Regions from separate parts of the Homo sapiens genome. Here region 1 is linked to region 2. Evidence: chromatin loops called from intact Hi-C (ENCODE). Cell type or tissue: mammary epithelial cell. All regions are shown on one strand. Links, peaks and the distances in the headings refer to the core of each region. The heading gives the core; the rest is flanking DNA.

Region 1 (9,448 bases), core at 924-8,923, 140 kb after region 2:
GCTCTGGAGCTCCACGCTGGTACCATTTCCTCCCATTTCTTTTTTTTTTTTTTTTTTTGAGAGACGGAGTCTCACTCTGTCGCCCAGGCTAGAGTGCAGTGGCACGATCTCGGCTCACTGTGACCTCCGTCTCCTGGGTTCAAGCGATTCTCCTGCCTCAGCCTCCCAAGTAGCTGGGACTACGGGCGCACGCCACCATACCCAGCTAATTTTTGCAATTTTAGTAGAGATGGGGTTTCACCATGTTGGCCAGGCTGGTCGCGAACTCCTGACCTTGTTCCGCCCGCCTTGGCCTCCCAAAGTACTGGGATTACAGGCATGAGCCACCACACCCAGCTGCCCCACCTCATTTCTGATGCCTTTGGGCAAAGTGCCCATTCTCGCTAGGTTCCTTATACTGTGGGGAAGTTCTGAGACGTCTCCCCTCTGAAAGTCACACATTCTTAGAGTCGGGCCTGCTTTGGCCGCTCACTGTGTGCTGTGCAGCTAGAGAAGCAGGCGCGGTGTGGCCAGTTACAGAGCCAGTTAGAGAAACTGCCCAGTTTCCTCTTGAATTGGTATCTTTGACTAGGCTGCTTGGGTCGGTCACAGGCTGGCTCTGGGCTGATGGCCACTCTCAGAGGCAAGCGACAGGGTTTCGGGGAGGAGCCCCAAACTCGGCATGTGGAAAGGGGTGGCCTTGCTGACGGAGCCAGACCCTGCTTTCCAGAGTTGCAAGCACCACGGGTGGGGGCGTCCCTTCGTTCTGCTGACTGACCCCCAGCCGCTACCAGAGCCCACTCTGCAGTGCCATCAACATCTTCTTTCCAAAGCCAGCAAGTCATTTGGTTTCCCTGACAATAGGGTCCCCAAAAGTGGCCAGCTGTGTGCATTTGTACACAGAGGATCTCTCGGTGTGTGTTTTTTTGACCTCTGCTTGATGGTGTGGCCGAAAATCCTTTCTCTGTGCCCTGGGAGCGCTGAGGAAATGCAGCCAGAGTGGCCCCCAGCAGAGCATCCTAGAGGGACAGGCTGGGAGGGGAAGGTGGGAGTGACTCCGACTTGTCTCCACATAACTCCTGTTCATTACCCTGGGTGGCCCCCCGAGTGGGGGGTGTCCATGCCTCCCCCTGGAGCATTTCTCAGTGTCTGCTGATGGAGAAACCTCAGATGTCTCAGGAATTGACGTCCATGGTTCACAAAGCTTGTCACAGACACTAGCACCTCACAGACACACATACAGGGGTGTTCTTTAGAAGTTGTGTTATGGAAATCTCAGCTGTGGCATAGAGCAGAGAGAATGCTGGGAGGCCCCCATGTGCCCACCACACAGCTGTAGCTGTTGTCAACATTTGAGGGGTGTCTTAATGGTAAATTATGGTGGGCCTTTACCCCTGATCCATGCCCATGAGCTGAAGTGGTCTGGCGTGTTGTGCACACGCACACTCAAGTTCTTGACACCCACCTGTGTTTTGTGTCCCTGTTTCAGGTGGAGGTGGAGGAAGCGTCCCTGGGATCGAGAGGATGGGTCCTGGCATTGACCGCCTCGGGGGTGCCGGCATGGAGCGCATGGGCGCGGGCCTGGGCCACGGCATGGATCGCGTGGGCTCCGAGATCGAGCGCATGGGCCTGGTCATGGACCGCATGGGCTCCGTGGAGCGCATGGGCTCCGGCATTGAGCGCATGGGCCCGCTGGGCCTCGACCACATGGCCTCCAGCATTGAGCGCATGGGCCAGACCATGGAGCGCATTGGCTCTGGCGTGGAGCGCATGGGTGCCGGCATGGGCTTCGGCCTTGAGCGCATGGCCGCTCCCATCGACCGTGTGGGCCAGACCATTGAGCGCATGGGCTCTGGCGTGGAGCGCATGGGCCCTGCCATCGAGCGCATGGGCCTGAGCATGGAGCGCATGGTGCCCGCAGGTATGGGAGCTGGCCTGGAGCGCATGGGCCCCGTGATGGATCGCATGGCCACCGGCCTGGAGCGCATGGGCGCCAACAATCTGGAGCGGATGGGCCTGGAGCGCATGGGCGCCAACAGCCTCGAGCGCATGGGCCTGGAGCGCATGGGTGCCAACAGCCTCGAGCGCATGGGCCCTGCCATGGGCCCGGCCCTGGGCGCTGGCATTGAGCGCATGGGCCTGGCCATGGGTGGCGGTGGCGGTGCCAGCTTTGACCGTGCCATCGAGATGGAGCGTGGCAACTTCGGAGGAAGCTTCGCAGGTTCCTTTGGTGGAGCTGGAGGCCATGCTCCTGGGGTGGCCAGGAAGGCCTGCCAGATATTTGTGAGAAATGTAAGTGGCTCTTGGGGAACTTCTTGGTGGTGGTGAGCATGAGGGGACAGGGGAGGCAAAGATCAGCAGGATGAAGTCAGAGGTGGCGCCCTTCAAAGGGGACCACACCTCCTTGCCACTGTCCCAAACGTTTTATGCTAGTGGGACAAGTAAGGAATGTGAGAACTGTGGGTTCTGGAAGAGCCTGGGCTTCTCCACTGTGCTAGAATATGGAGCAGACGCTGAGCTCAGAGACTCCAGTTTCTGATTGGTTGGCTTGAAGAGGCACTATGTGTTGCACGATGGTCCAGGGAAAGAAGTGGCTGTAACGGAATTATTTTCCCCAGCTCAGCCACCCTTAGCCACTATTTAGTGACTGTGGGCTGCGCACCGCAGGCCTGAGTGTCCCATCCTGCACGGTGCTCCCACAGGCAGAGCCCCAGGGAGGGAGCTGGCTGTGCCGCTTCACAGCCTTGTCCCACATGTATCTATTAGTTTCCTGCTGATCGCCTCAGTCTGAAGGGCAGCCAGCTTCTCGGTATAGTGAGAAATCTAGCATGGCCCTCAGAGCCAGCTGCAAGGCATGCCTTAGGATTTGGTTTAATCACGCATCAGTCTCCCTTTTCTTCTCCCCTTCAGCTGCCATTCGATTTCACATGGAAGATGCTAAAGGACAAATTCAACGAGTGCGGTAAGTGTTGGGAACGGCTTTGTAGGTGCTTCCCTCGTGCTTGTTGGTGACGCAGCCGAGTCAGCAGCAAAACCTCCCTCCCAGCCCCCTCCGTCGGCTCAGGACCCATGGCCTTGCCATGTTCTGCCCACGCCAATGCTCAGGCAGGTTGTTGAGTGTCCTGTGATGTGTCACATGTTTTTCAGCTGTGTTCTCATTTCATCCTTACTTCCTTTTTTCTTTTTGAGTCTTTGAAACAAGGTAGTAGTGTCCCCATTTCACAGATGAGTCAGGCAGAGTCTTCCTTCTGAGGTTACCTGGCTTCTAGGTGGCAAGGCTAAATAAATACATCCCAGACGAGGTCGCTTTCCCCTCAGCACAGCTGGTGTGGGGCCTCGGAGAGAACACAGCCCAGCAGGTGCCATGGGGAGGCGGTGCAGGCTCTGGGCACACAGCAGCTCCTGTGAGGGTGAGGCTAAGGTCTTGTGGTTTCCTGGCACATCGGGCAACTCTTCTGGAGGGCTCTGTCTGTGGCTGAAAGCAAGTTGTCTTCCTTCCCTGCCCTCCAGGGTGAGCCCCCACCCCGCATGCACCACCTCTGTTCTTTTTAGCTAGAGGGGCCTGAGCTAGAGGTCTGGGCAGCTGCTTCCGCACTGTCCTCCCGCTTCCTGTTTCAGCAGTGGCTCCGATTTCACCACCATTGCTGCTTCTCCATGGTTCTTGGGGCAAGCCGTTGAGTCATGATCTGCCTCTTTGCTCCATTCTTCACCTCTTTCCCCACTCCTGAGTTCCCATGTTGTAGCTAGATATTCTGAAAAGGCCAGTGGGATCACAGCGCCCCCAGCCCCCACTTTTGCAATGCCTGGAGCGGCCCTGTGCCTTCAAGAGGAAGTCCAGACTCACAAGCCCCTTGAAGACCTGGTCCTATCCTCCTCCATCTCCCTCCTGTCCCAGAACCTGAGCGGCAAGTGCTGCACGTGTCCCGCAATGCTCTCGTGTGAGCCAATTACTGGCAAGTCTTCTTTCTGGTGAATTTCTGTGTAAGCTCACTCAGAACTTGCCCCTGAGGACCCCTCCACCCTACCTGCCCTGGGCCCTCTCTTAGGCACTGAGTTCCCACCTCTGGCATTGTGGCCCTACCACCTTTGGTACTCCTGGAGTAGAGCCTTTGCCCTCTAGGGCTCTGTCCACGGCGTTGACACATATCTGGATGCTTAACGGGTGCTCAAATGAATAAGTGAAACCTGCTGGCTTTCATTTGGACAGTACAGACGTGTCCATTGGATTGCGGATGGCTTTGTAACCAGGGGCGGTGGCATATCAAAAATGAAGACTTTGTAAAATGTATGGGAACTTTCTGCCTATAAAGCTGGCTTTACACTGCGCCTTCTTTTTTGAACTTCCTGAAGCGTAAAGGCGTGCATTGAATCCGCCAGGAAGGCTTTTCATGGGGCAGGGGCAGGCTCTGTTAGCAGAAGAATGGCAGTGTGGCTGAGGGGGCCGTAGTCATTGGTTCTCGCCATTGTATTCTGAGCCTTTGTGCTCTAGGCTTCAGGGCCTCTCCTTTTTGACTCTGTCCACCAAAATCTAACAAAATCGGGACTGAGTGTCGTCTCTTCTTCCCTCCCTGTCCTAGGCCACGTGCTGTACGCCGACATCAAGATGGAGAATGGGAAGTCCAAGGGGTGTGGCGTGGTTAAGTTCGAGTCGCCAGAGGTGGCCGAGAGAGCCTGCCGGATGATGAATGGCATGAAGCTGAGTGGCCGAGAGATTGACGTTCGAATTGATAGAAACGCTTAAGCAGTTGCCTTTTTTAAACATCGATACGAGACCTCTGAATTTGTATTTTTTCTTGTTAACCATTTTAATTTGTTGGCTGGATGTATAAAGATGTTTAAAAAATTCAGTTGCTTTTTGGGGTAATTTGAATTACTTTTTTAATGACTGGGGTTCCATTTGACTGTTTGCATTGAGATTGCAATGTGCGCAATTTTTTTTGTAGTTGTGGCATCTTGTTGACATCGAATATGACTTTGATAATAAATACCGGTTCCTGAAAACGGCCTGCTTGTGTGTGCTGTGTGGGCAACCACGCGAGGTGTGGGGAGCTGGGGTCACTCGAGCTTCCAGTCCAAGCAGCAGGGATCTCATCCCCTCTCTTGCTTGTCTGAGGCCCCAGGGGTGGGTGCCTGCCCACAGATGGGGGGAGACTCTTCCCTGGAAACTGCCTTCCTGTGGGCTGTAATCCCCCGGCTTACAATGGAGCGTTTGGCTGTTTAGAGCCTTCTGAGGCCAGGCGCGGTGGTTCATGGCTGTAGTCCCAGCTACTCAGGAGGCTGAGGCAGGAGAATCACTCGAACCCAGGAGGCGGAGGTTGCAGTGAGTGAGATCGCGCCACTGCACTCCAGCCTGGGCAACAGAGCAAGACTCCGTCTCAAAAAAAAAAAAAAAAAAGCCCCCCGAAAGCCATCCTGTCTCCCTGTTGTGAAGTTAACGCCCTGGGGCACAGGCCCTGCCTGAGTCAGGCTTGTTCTCTGGCTTTTTTTTTTTCCTGCTGAAACAGACCAAACTGTGTGCCACCTTCCATGCGTGTTCAGTCCTGCCAGAGGCTCAGGCCAAATCTGATTGATACCTGGGCTCTGTCAGAATTGGGTATAGGCCCCACCCCTTCCCCCAGTGAAGCGCTCTCAGGATCCACTCAGGCCAAGCAGGTGTGCATACCTGGCAAGGAGGCCTGGCTGCTGCTGTTCTGTTGGCTGTGGAGGGGCGCGTCCTGCCCGGCTGCCTGCCTGGTAGCACATGCTGTTCTGATCACCCGGAGCCCCCCTTGCTCACCAGCTTCTTGCCACCCTTTTCTCCCCACTGGCTTTTATCCCTGAGGGGTGAGACCATGGCAGGGTGACCCCAGACACACCCCCTTTTGTGTTTGGTCAGGGGGTTCCCGTGCCTTTGCTCCACTGTGTGCCAATCAGGAGGGAAAGAAAAGACAAGAAGCAGGGACTGCTTTAAACTGGGGCTTTATGTGGCCAGGTACAAGCCCAGGCAGCTCTGTGACTTTCCCGCGCCGGGATCCAGGGCTCCTGGGTGAGCGGGCGCTGGGCTGGCTGGCTGTCCTGGCCCCACGCCTACCGGTCTTACCGTCCCAGGGGGAGTGGTTGGTTTTCCAGGGGATCTGCCGAGGAAGCGTGACTTCCATGGACCCCTCTCCCCAGAAGCCCAATAGTGAGCAGCGCCCCCGGGGAATCGCCAGGGTCCCTCCAGCCCTCCCAGAGTGTCCACGTACCGCAGAAGTCGACATCATCGTACACCTCCGTCTCCCTGGCAGAGCACAGTTGGGTCAGCAAGGGGCACCGTGGCCCATTCCCCCCACCCTGCACCACACACCCCGCACTCCCCCACCACGGTCAGGGCTGGCACTCACAGGGGCAGGAGCGCTGTTCTGGGCACGTAGCCATCTGTGGAGAGAGTGGGCATGGTGGGTTCTGAGGCCCAGGGTGGCGGCGGGGACCTCCCGGGGCTGCGGGGCCGGGCGCACTCACATTTGCCTTTGGGGTCCCGGCACAGCATCTCCTCATTGCTGGTGAACTCGATCACCTCCAGGATCTCCCCGCGCCGGATCCCGAGGTGCTTGCCACCCCCGCGACGTGTCTTAGCGTTGGGGTCGATCATCATCTTCGTGTGAACCACGATCTCCCCTTCAAACTGGGGCGCGAGATGTTAGGGCCTCTGCTTGTGCTGCCGCCCTTGGGCCCCTGTCTTCTTTCTGAGCCTGGGATCGGTGGGACCCTGGTCTCCGCCCTGCCAGGACTCCTGCTTAGCTCAGAGGCCTCACCTTGAACTTCTTCCGGAACTCCCTCTCGGCCTTCTCTGCCTTCCTCAGCTGCTTCAGCAACTTTGGGTCCATGGGTGGCAACTGCTGTGGCTGGGGATCCTTCTCCTTCCTGATAGCCCCCACCAAGGAATTGTGTGCTCGTGAGCAAGTTGTGCTCCTCTGGGGGTTCCTGGAGCTCGCCCCCCGTCTGCCCACCCCCTCTGCCCATGGCACCTGAGCGCTGGGTCTTGTGGTGGCCTCCTGGCGGCTTGCTGAACTGAGGGCGCTTCATCTGGGGACAGTCAGGACTCCGAGTCAAGGCAGGGCCCGCCGGCTCAGCCTTTACCCTGGTAGCTGTTTTTTGTTTGTTTTTGTGTTTTTGTTTTGAGACGAAGTCTTGCTCTGTCACCCAGGCTGGAGTGCAATGGCACAATCTCGGCTCACTGCAACCTTCGCCTCCTGGGTTCAAGCGATTCTCCTACCTCAGGCTCCCGAGTAGCTGGGATTACAGGTGTCCATCACCACACCTGGCTGATTTTTGTATTTTTAACACAGACAGGTTTCACCATGTGGGCCAGGCTGGTCTTGAACTCCTGACCTCAGGCAATCCACTCGCCTCGGCCTCCTAAAGTGCTGGGATTACAGGCGTGAGCCACTGCGCCTGGCAGGTGGCTGGATCTTGAGTAAGGCCTCCCTGTGTCAGTTCTGAGGACTCCCCAAATCCCACCAGGTCCCCTCCCAAACCTCTCCCTGCCCACCTTCTTCCGCAAGCCTTTCTCAGGGGTCATGGGTTCTTCTGGATTGCCTTCCATTCCCTTAACTCCTGCCACGTGCTCAGCATGGTGGGAACTGCTGGGCCACGCCCCTCATGGCAGCCCTCTCAGCAACCTTGTTCATGCCAGTAGACGCCACTGTCATGCCCAACTTGTCCACAAGGAAATAAAGGCTCAGAGAGGTCAAGCAAACTGCCCAAGGTCACCCAGCTGGTAAATGGTAAAGGCAGGATTTATCTGTAGGCTTCGAGGCCATTTCACTTCTGCCTCCTAGAGCAAGTTGGGTCTAGGGTTCTTTTTTATTTTTTGAGACGGAGTTTTGCTCTTGTTGCCCAGGCTAGAGTGTGCAATGGCGCGATCTCAGCTCACTGCAACCTCCACCTCCTGGGTTCAAGCGATTCTCCTCCCTCAACCTCCCAAGTAGGTGGGATTACAGGCACATGCCACCACACCCGGCTAATTTTTTTTTTTATTTTTAGTAGAGACGGGTTTCACCATGTTGGCCAGGCTGGTCTCAAACTCCTGACCTCAGGTGATCCACCCGCCTCGGCCTCCCAAAGTGCTGGGATTATAGGCGTGAGCCACCGTGCCTAGCCGTTTTTTTTTTTGTTTCTTTTGTTTTTGTTTTTGTTTTTGAGACGGAGTTTCATTCTTGTTGCCCAGGCTGGAGTGCAATGGCATGATCTCAGCTCACTGCAACCTCTGCCTCCTGGGTTCAAGCGATTCTCCTGCCTCAGCATCCTGAGTAGCTGGGATTATAAGCACCCACTGCCACACCCAGCTGATTTTTGTATTTTTAGTACAGATGAGGTTTCGTCATGTTGGCCAGGCTGGTCTCTAACTCCTGACCTCAGGTGATGCCCCTGCCTCAGCCTCCCAAAGTGCTGGGATTACAGGCCTGAGCCACTGCACCCGGTAGGTTCTGGGGTTCTACTGTAATGAGATTTGGGTGAAAAACTAAGGCAGAAGGGAGGATGAGGAGAGGCTGGCCCATGGGTACAAAGTTACAGTTAGGAAGAAGAAATTGGGTGTTCCATTGCACAGGAGGGCAATGATAGTTGACAGTAAAATATCATGGCCAGGCATGGTGGCTCATGCCTGTCATCCCAGCACTTTGGGAGGCCAAGTCGGGCAGATCACTTGAGGTCAGGAGTTTGACAGCAGCCTGGCCAACATGGTGAAACCCTGTCTCTACTAAAAATACAAAAATTAGACGGGTGTGGTGGTGGGCGCCCATAATGCCAGCTACTCAGGAGGCTGAGGCAGGAGAATCGCCGGAACCTGGGAGCTGGAGGTTGCAGTGAGTCAAGATGGCGCCGCTGCACTCCAGCCTGGGCGACAGACCAGGACCCTGTCTCAAAATAGTAAATAAAAATAATTTTTAAAAGATGCTGCTAGGGTAAGCGTCCTGGACTGGTGACTGATGATGAGACTCTGGACTGAGGGGTCTCCCATGGTGCCAGTCTCCCTGTGCCACTTCCTGGCAAATGACCAGGCTCCCAAGTCAGAGCCCTGCTGGCCAAGGAATTGGCTTCAGGTGGGAGCCCCAGGAACCCTGGTGAGTGAAAGATCCAGAACCCAGAGCCCCAGCATGTCCTTTCCGAATGGCTCAAAGTATCCCGCCGGACATTTCAGGCCTGTAGTCCCTCCAAGCAGCCCAAGGAGCAGCACCTGAATCGTGCCCGCCAGATACCAGGCATGGCCATCCACAGTCTCACCTGGAACACACAGCCCCTCCAGCTGCTCCTGCCTCTCAGAGGCTTCCCTGGCCGTGAGCAGTCACTCCACCAGGAGCGAACCTGACCTTGGCACTCCAGGGTCCCTGCAAACCCGCCACATTAGAGCACCTCTTGGCACCGCCATGCAGGCAGCCCTGGTTCATCCACAGCTGACCCAGAGCAGGCCTCTGCCCGCCTTCCCCGCATGGCCAGCTCAGATCCCTGG
Region 2 (9,448 bases), core at 838-8,837:
GGCATGAGCCAACACGCCCGGCCCTGTGTAGGTTTCTGTTTGTTTGCTTATTTATTTATTTCGAGACAGAGTCTCACTGTATTGTTCAGGCTGGAGTGCAGTGGTGCAATCAATGCTCACTGCAGCCTGGAACTCCTGGGCTCAAATGATCCTTAGCCTCCTGAGTAGCTGGGAGACAGGTGAGCGCCACTGCACATGTATAGTTTTATTATCCAAATGTGAATCTGTAGACACTGGAGTTTAGTCTTGCCCATTCAAAAAGAAAATGATATGTCTTTTAAGCTCCCCCTGCCCGTTTTTTTTTTTTTTTTTTTGAGACGGAGTCTTGCTCTGTTACCAGGTTAGAGTGCAGTGGCGTGATCTTGGCTCACTGCAACCTCCATCTCCCAGGTTCAACCGATTCCCCTGCCTCAGCCTCCAGAGCAGCTGGGACTACAGGCACAAGCCACCATGCCCAGCTAATTTTTTGTATTTTAGTAGAGATGGGGTTTCACCATGTTGGTCAGGATGGTCTCGATCTCCTGACCTTGTGATCGACCAGCCTCAGCCTCCCATAGTGTTGGGATTACTGGCACGAGCCACCGCGCCCGGCCTAAGCCTGTTTATTTATTTATTTATTTATTTTTAATTTTATTTTTTTGAGATGCAGTTTCACTCTTGTTGCCCAGGCTGGAGTCCAGTGGTGCAATCTTGGCTCACTGCAACCTCTGCCTCTTAGATTCAAGCGATTCTCCTGCCTCAGCCTCCTGAGTAGCTGGGATTACAGGCATGCGCCACCACGTCCGGCTAATTTTTGTATTTTTAGTAGAGATGGAGTTTCTCCATGTTGGCCAGGCTGGTCTGGAACTCCCGATCTCAGGTGATCTGCCCACCTGGGACTCCCAAAGTGCTGGGATTACAGGTGTGAGCCACCGCGCCCGGCCTAAGCCTCTTTTAATTCACAGGTTCCTCTCCATCCCTCCCTTTCCCTTACAATAGAAGCATTGCATGCCTGGGCATGGTGCCTCACACCTGTAATCCCAGCACTTTGGGAGGCCGAGGCAGCAGGAACGGTTGAGCCCAGGAGTTCGAGATTATCCTGGGCAATATAGTGAGACCCCCCATCTCTACAAAAACTACAAAAATTAGCTGGGTATGGTGGCATGCACCTGTAGTCCCAGCTACTGGGGAGGCTGAGGTGGGAGGATCGCTCGAGCCCAGGTGATCAAGGCTGCAGTGAGCTGTGATCACATCACTGCACTCCAGCCTGGGAAACAGAGTGAGACCCTGTGAAAGAAAGAAAGAAAGAGAGAAAGAGAGAAAGGGAGGAAGGGAGGAAGGGAGGAAGGGAGGGGAAGGGAAGGAGGAAGGAAAGAAGGAAGGAAGGAAGGAAGGAAGGAAGGAAGGAAGGAAGGAAGGAAGGAAGGAAGGAAAAAAAAAAAAAGGATCGCACAATTGGCTGCTTGTCCTGAAGTGTTTCCTATGGTCTAAATGTTGCTGATCCTACACTCATTGTGTAGTTAGTTCAGGATGTTCTTCTGTCCTTGGTATTCCCTGCAAATTGGCGGTTGCTTCTAGAACTGGGGTCAGACTCAGATTTGATTACTTTGACATGACTACTGATGGCGTTCTGTTCTTTCACTAGGAGGCTTGTGATGTTTGGCTGTGCCTCCTTTCCTCAGTCCAGTAGCCATCGAGAATTAACTCCTTAGAGATTACAAAATAGTGATGTCATATCTCTTGTGTTTCTTCCTTCTTTATTTACTTATTTAATTTTTTTTATGAGATGGAATCTCGCTCTGTCACCCAGGCTGGAGTGCAGTGGCACAATCTCAGCTTACTGCAACCTCTGCCTCCCAGGTTCAAGTGATTCTCCTTCCTCAGCCTCCCTAGTAGCTGGGATTACAGGCTTGTGCCACCACGCCTGGCCATTTCGTCCTTATTTGTTAGTTGAATTCTTTTTTTTTTTTTTATGCAAGATACTTCTTCTTATGTACTATCTGGTTTTCCAGTGACACTTTTAGAGAAGAAAGGCAAGATAAAAACCTGATTATTGGCCAGGTGCAGTGACACATTCCGGTAATCCCAGCACATTGGGAAGCTGAGGCAGGAGGATCGCTTGAGCCCAGGAGGTCGAAGTTGCAGTGAGCCATGATTGAGCCACTGTACTGCAGCCTGGGCAACAGAGTGAGACCCTGTCTCATAACATAAAATCATTATGGCTGGCACAGTGGCTCACGCCTGTAATCCCAGCACTTTAGGAGGCTGAGGCGGACAGATCACTTGAAGCCAGGAGTTCGAGACCAGCCTGGCTAACATGGTGAAACCCTTCCTCTACTAAAAACACACAAAAAATTTAGCCAGGCATGGTGGTGCATGCCTGTAGTCCCAGCTACTCCAGAGGCTGAGGCATGAGAATCACTTCTCTTGAACCCAGGAAGCAGAGATTGCAGTGAGCCAAGATCACACCACTGCACTTCAGCCTGAAAGACAGAGACTCTGTCTCAAAATAAAAAAGAAGAGAAAGGTAGGAGGGTCAGAGTTATAGAAGGTGTTATGATGGAAGCAGAGGGGTGTGTGTTTGTGTGTGTGTGTGTGTGTGTGTGAGAGAGAGAGAGAGAGAGAGAGAGACAGAGAGAGAGAAAAGGAGATTGGAAATTGCGGCCAGAGTGGTGGCTCATGCCTGTAATCCCAGAATGTTGTGAGGCTGAGGCAGGCGGATCACTTGAGTTCAGGAGTTCGAGACCAGCCTGACCAATATGTTGAAACCCTCGTCTCTACTGAAAATACAAAAATTGGCCAGGCGCGGTGGCTCACGCCTGTAGTCCCAGCACTTTGGGAGGCCAAGGCAGGCGGATCACGAGGTCAGGAGATTGAAACCATCGTGGCTAACACGGTGAAACCCCGTCTCTACTAAAAATACAAAAAATTAGACGGGCGTGGTGGCGGGTGCCTGTAGTCCCAGCTACTCAGGAGGCTGAGGCAGGAGAATGGCATGAACCCGGGAGGCGGAGTTTGCAGTGAGCCAAGATCGCACCACTGCACTCCAGCCTAGGTGACAGAGCGAGACTCCGTCTCAAAAAAAAAAAACAAAATTTAGCTGGGCATTGTGGCGTGCGCCTGTAATCCCAGCTCTTCAGGAGGCTGAGGCAGGAGAATCACTTGAACTCAGGAGGCAGAGGTTGCAATGGGCTGAGAGTGCAGTATTGCACTCCAGCCTGTGGTGGTGGGCGCCTGTAATCCCAGCTACTCAGAATCCCACCACAGGTGCTCAGCACACAGTAGACACTCAATAAATTTTCACTGAATGGAAAGATTGAAAGGTGATTTCAAGCTCCCTGCAGACCAAGAATTTCTGAAGAGTATTCCTGCCTAGCTAGCCAGTGGGGAGAGGTATAAGAAAGAAAAGGGGCCGGGCACGGTGGCTCATGCCTGCATGCCCAGCAATTTGGGAGGTTGAGGTGGGCGGATCACCTGAGGTCAGGCGTTGGAGACCAGCCTGGCCAACATGGCGAAACCCCATCTGTACTAAAACTAAAAAATGTATCCGGGCATGGTGCTGTGCACCTGTAATCCCAGCTACTCAGGAGGCTGAGGCAGAGGTTTCAGTGAGCGAAGATCGCGCCACTGCACTCCAGCCTGGGTGACAGAGCGAGACTCTGTCAAAAAAAAAAGAAAGAAAGAAAAGAGAGACAAAGAAAGAAAGAAAGAAAGAAAGAAAGAAAGGAGGGAGGGAGGGAAGGAAGGAAGGAAGAGAGAAAGGGGGGAAAAGAAGAAAGAAAAAGAGGGAGGGAGGGAAAGAGAAAGAAAGAAAAAGAAGGAAAGAAAAAGGAAGAAAGGAGGGAGGGAGGGAAGGATGGAAGGAAGAAAGAGAGAAAGAGGGGAGAAAAGAAAGAAAGAGAGAGAGGGAGGGACGGAAATAGAAAGAAAGAAAGAGAAAGAAAGAAAGAAGGAAAGAGAAAGAAAGAAAGAAAAGGAATTTTGCTTGCGTGGGTGAGGAAGATGCTCTTAGACCTCTTAAACAACTTCCCTCCTCCCCCACATTCCTAATACCCTGGGTGTTCATGGTAGAAAATGTGACCCTTCTCTCTCCCACCCTGTCCCAGGCTGAGGCTTGAGTCAGAAAAGAAAAGAGAGAGGGAGGAGGTTCCCGGGCACTCCAGAATACATTGAACCCCTTGGGAGCCACTTTCAGCTCCTTTGCCATTTTAGGGGCCTCCTGGAAACTCCAAGGCACCCCTGCCCCCATCTGGAATGCTTAACTGCCCAGAGAGACTGCGCCTGTCTCTGAACAGTTTTTTTTTTTTTTTTTTTTTTTTTTTTGAGACAGTCTCGCTCTGTCGCCAAGGCTGGAGTACAGTGGCGCGATCTCAGCTCACTGCAAGCTCCGCCTCCCGAATTCAAGCAATTCTTCAGCCTCAGTCTCTCCAGTAGCTGGGATTACAGGCACCTGCTATCAGCCCAGCTAATTGTTTGTATTTTTAGTAGAGACAGGGTTTCACCATGTTGGCGAGGCTGGTCTCAAATTCCTGACCTCAGGTGATCCGCCCACCTCTGCCTCCCAAAATGCTGGGATTACAGGCGTGAGCCATTGTGCCCGGCCTGTCTCAGAACATTGACACCCCTGACATGAGAGCTAATTGGCCCCAGTCAGGAGCTTCAAAAGACAGCATTGGCCAGTTGTGGTGTGCATGCCTGTAATCCTAGTGCCTCGAGAGGCTAAGACAGGAGAATTGCTTGAGGCTGAGAGTTTGAGACCAGCCTGGGCAACAAAGCAAGACCCTGTCTCTAGAAAATTTATTTATTTATTTTTGAGACAGAGTCTTGCTCTGTCGCCCAGGCTGGAGTGCAGTGGCGCAATCTCGGCTCACTGCAAGCTCCGCCTCCAGGGTTCAAGCAATTCCCCTGCCTCAGCCTCCCTAGTAGCTGGGATTACAGGCACCTGCCACCATGCCTGGCTAATTTTTTGTATTTTTAGTAGAGATGGGGTTTCACCGCATTAGCCAGGATGGTCTCCATCTGCTGACCTCGTAATCCACCCGCCTCGACCTCCCAAAGTGCTGGGATTACAGGCATGAGCCACTGCACCCAGCAGACATTTTTAAAAATTAGCTGGGGATGGTAGCATGTTCCCGTAGTCCCAGCTACTCAGGATGCTGAGATGGCAGAATTGATTGAGCCCAGGAATTTGAGGCTACAGTAAGCTATGATCACGCCACTGCACTGCAGCCTGGGCCAAGAGCAAGACTGTCTCAACCGGGGTGCAGTGGCTCACGCCTATAATCCCAGCAATTTGGGAGGCTGAAGCGGGTGGATCACTTGAAGTCAGGAGTTTGAGACCAGCCTGGCCAACATGGTGAAACCTCATCTCTACTACAAATACAAAAGTTAGTCGGGTGTGGTGGCGTGCGCCTGTAGTCCCAGCTACTTGGGAGGCCAAGGCAGGAGAATCCCCTGAACCCGGGAGGTGTAGGTTGCAGTGAGCCGAGATCGCGCCACTGTACTCCAGCCTGGGCGACAGAGCGAGACTCTGTCTCAAAAATCATCATCGTCGTCATCATCTCCACTTCCCCCTTGATTTACTCAGTCTTCTCGAGCCTCCCACAGCGGGCGGGCAGCCGCCAGGAGGCCTTGAACTTCCTCTCAGGCGCCTGGGATCAGCGGGAAAGGAGCGCGTCTGAGCGGCCAGAACAGCTGCTCTCGAGTTCACCACCAGAGGGCGCTGCTATCTAGGGTAAACCCCCCGGGGCCGCGGTTGTCAAACCGGGTATATACAGAGAAGGAATTTTCGGGGTGGGGGGTAGTGGGGGAATCTATCTCTAGCTTTTTCTTATTGTTGTAAAAATAATTTCCCAAAAATAAAAATAGGCTGGGCGCGATGGCTCACGCCTGTAATCCCAACACTTTGGAAGGCCGAGGCGGGTGGATCACTGGAGATCAGGAGTTCAAGATCAACATGGTGAAACCCAGTCTCTGCTAGAAATACAAAAATTAGCCGGGCATGGTGGCCAGCAGCTGTAATCCCAGCTACTCAGGAGGCTGAGGCATAAGAACCCCCTGAAGCTGGGAGGCATAGGTAGTAGTAAGTCGAGATCGCCCCACTGCACTCCAGCCTGGGTGACAGAACAAGACGCTGTCTCAAATAAATAAATAAATAAATCGTAAATTACAAAACAATGACAAGCTTTAAAAATAGGCCAGGTACGGTGGCTCACGCCTGTAATCCCAGCACTTTGGGAGGCCGAGGCGGGCGGATCATGAGATCAGGAGATCAAGACCATCCTGGCTAACACGGTGAAACCCCATCTCTACTAAAAATACAAAAAATTAGCTGGGCCTGGTGGCGGGCACCTGTAATCCCAGCTACTCGGGAGGCTGAGGCAGGCGAATGGCATGAACCCAGGAGGTGGAGCTTGCAGTGAGCCGAGATAGTGCCACTGCACTCCAGCCTGGGCGACAGAGTGAGACTCCGTCTCAAAAACAAAACAACAACAAAATTAAATGAAAAATAAAATAAAAGAGGTCACGGTTTTGGGCACCGTTAATTCCAGCTAGTGAGCAGGCTGAGATGGGAGGATTTCTTGGGCCCAGTAGTTCCAATCCAGCCTTGGCAACACAGCAAGACATCCCACCACCACCCCACGTGCCCTCCCCCGCCACCGTCTTAAAAGACAGAAAGAGAGATTCAATGGTTTGGAACTAAAGAGAACTAGGTTCAAATCTTTTTTTTTATCTCTTTTTTTGAGATGGATTCTGGCTTTGTCACCCAGGCTGGAGTGCAGTTGTGCGATCTTGGCTCACTGCAGCCTCTGCCTCCTAGGTTAGAGCGATTCTCCTGCCTCCGCCTCCCAAGTAGCTGGGAGGTAGCACTCACCACCATGCCCAGCTAATATTTTGTATTTTTAGTAGAGAGAAGTTTTCACCAGGTTGGCCTGGCTGGTCTCAAACTCCTGATCTCAGGTAATCTGCCCACCTCAGCCTCCCAAATTGCTGGAATTACAGACATGAGCCACCACGCCTGGCCTAGGTTCAAATCTTGACCCTTCTGAGCTGTGTGACTTTGTCCAAATTCCTAAAGGTCTCAGAAGCTCAATTTATCTCCTTTCAGGGACCGACTTGAGGTTGAGATAAAATGGATTACACAAGTGTCTGATGGTGTAAAGGTGGCACTAAATAAATGTACGCTGCTACAGTTATTATTTCCTTAGTGACTTCATAGCTGTCTGCCCTGCAATGTACAAGTTCCCAGACTGGAAGGAATTATGGGGAAAAGCTAATAGGGGAGGGTGGAAAGGCAACCCCGTTCCCTTCTGAGCACCAGCCCAGATTCTGAGTCATCCTTTCTGCCCTGAGTGTTTGAGGTCCTGCTCTTGGGCTGACCTTTCTTGGTGACCTGGATGTGAGTACAGTGTGGCAGGAAGACTGTGGTTAGTTGCTGGGGGCGGTAGAGGCCAGTCACTGGACACGATGTGCCATTACATAGTCCTAACAACCTTGTGGGCTTGTCTGAGAAGAATCCTGCATGTCTCAAGCCAGAGAGAATTTTTCATGCTCTTCCTTGAACCTGAGTCATCTATTTCCTGTACACTTTGTCTAGGACTCTGTCAAGCATCTCTCAGTCTTAGGACCCCTGCTCCAGGAATCCTTACCTAATGGGATTGACATCTTTTCTATACTCTTCTAGGCCTGTGTGCTTACCCCATTGCAGCATTGACCATCTAGGATTCAACTTATGTAGTTAAATCTTAGCACCATTCATGGTGCCAATGAGCAAACAGATATCATGTGCCTCCTGATATCATACACTGAGAAGGACACAACATCACTGCCAAAAATACATAACAGGCACCTTAAGGGGAAGAAACATCTGCATCAGACAAATGCAAAATGGAGGACGTGCTACAAAAAACCGGTGTGTACATCTCGAAAATATCAGTGTTTGGCCAGGCATAGTGGCTTATGCCTGTTGTCCCAGCTACTCAGGAGGCTGAGGTGGGAGGATCACTTGAGCCCAGGAGGTTGAGGCTGCAGTGAGCTGTGATCTCACTGCTGCACTCCAGCCTTGGTGACAAAGTGAGACCGTGTCTCAAAAAATGCCAGTGCCCTGCCTGGTATAGCGAATGCACCTGTATTCCCAGTTACTCAGTAGGCTGAGGCAGGAAGATTGCTTGAGTCCAGATTTGAGACCAGCCTCGGCAACATAACAACGACCCTGTCTCAGATTAAAAAAAAAAAAAAAAAGGACCAACAGGATATGACAATGAAATGCAGTGGATGATTCTGGATAGGGTCCTGCTCATAAAAAACATGGCTGTGAGGCCGGGCGCGGTGGCTTACGCCTGTAATCCTAGCACATTATAGTGTATCCGGGAGGATCATGAGGTCAGAGTTCGAGACCGGCCTGACCAACATAGTGAAACCCCATCTCTACTAAAAATACAAAAATTAGCTGGGCATGGTGGCGTGTGCCTGTATTCCCAGCTACTCAGGAGGCTGAGGCAGGAGAATTGCTTGAACCCAGGAGGCTGAGGTTGTGGTGAGCTGAGATCATGCCACTGCATTCCAGCCTGGGCAAAAGAGGGAGACTCAGTTTTTTTTAAAAAAACAAAACAAAACAAAAAACAGCTGTGGCCAGGCACAGTGGCTCATGCCTGTAATCCCAGGTCTGTGGGATGCCGGGGTGGGAGGATCGCCTGAGTTCAGGAGTTCAAGTTTGAGACCAGCCTGGGCAATGTAACTAAACCCTGTCTCTACCAAAAAATACCAAAATTAGCCTGGTGTGGTGGCATGTGCCTGTAGTCCCAGCTGCTCAGGAGGCTGAGGCAGGAGGATCACTTGAGCCCAGGAGTTGGAGGCTGCAGTGAGCTATAATCGCACCACTGCACTCCAGCCTGAATGACAGAGTGAGACCCTGTCTCCAAAACAAAGGAAAACAAACAGAAACACAAACCACAGCTGTTCAGGTCATGCTTGACACAATTGATGAAACTGGAATATGGACCATAGATTAGATAACAGTACTATGTCAGGGTCAAATTTCCTGAAATTGCTAGCTGTACCACGGTTATATAAACACTTTTTTTTCTTAGTAAAGGGCAAAAGGCACACGTTATGTGTGCAATATATCCTTAAGTGGGTCAGAAAAAGAAGATGTACAAAAAAGTGTGTATTATCTCACCCTGCATGAGTGTATTATATAAATATATAAGAATACGTCTCTATGTGAGTGTATTTTATCTATCTATGCACTTATGCACTTATGTATTACGTATACGTGTGTGTGTGTTGTTGTTGTTTTGTTTCTTGTTTTTTTTGTTTTTGAGACAGAGTCTCGCTCTGTTGCCCAGGCTGGAGTGCAGTGGCCTCATCTCGGCTCACTGCAAGCTCCACCTCCTGGGTTCACGCCATTCTCCTGCCTCAGCCTCCTGAGTAGCTGGGACTACAGGTGCCTGCCACCACGCCTGGCTAA

The links. Peaks named below come from ENCODE experiments on the same cell type or tissue, not always from the same donor. Only the 100,000 strongest peaks of a DNase experiment are listed, where the experiment ranks them.
Region 1: a loop joins it to region 2, with 5 times the contacts of the local background. A loop is called at or near these places in 4 of 110 quality-filtered maps.

Annotation. Positions count from the first base shown.
Region 1 is chr19:8,484,135-8,493,582 of GRCh38, forward strand. HNRNPM (heterogeneous nuclear ribonucleoprotein M) reads left to right here. Exons shown (of 16, transcript NM_005968.5): 14 at 1,469-2,271; 15 at 2,890-2,941; 16 at 4,557-4,980. The coding sequence ends at 4,720. PRAM1 (PML-RARA regulated adaptor molecule 1) reads right to left here. Exons shown (of 10, transcript NM_032152.5): 5 at 6,966-7,023; 6 at 6,753-6,861; 7 at 6,460-6,622; 8 at 6,342-6,375; 9 at 6,204-6,238; 10 at 5,922-6,092. The coding sequence ends at 6,055. Among named protein-coding and RNA genes, the nearest start is that of PRAM1, 14 kb to the right of the region's middle. RefSeq lists enhancers at 3,046-3,135, 3,426-3,475. In mammary epithelial cell, for the core only: a CTCF peak has its summit at 7,615; a DNase peak (open chromatin) is centred at 5,517; H3K27ac peaks cover 1,118 bases.
Region 2 is chr19:8,348,440-8,357,887 of GRCh38, forward strand. No RefSeq gene overlaps it. Among named protein-coding and RNA genes, the nearest start is that of KANK3, 9.9 kb to the left of the region's middle. RefSeq lists an enhancer at 5,690-5,769. In mammary epithelial cell, for the core only: a CTCF peak has its summit at 5,695 (motif pointing right); DNase peaks (open chromatin) are centred at 5,674 and 7,392; H3K27ac peaks cover 1,432 bases.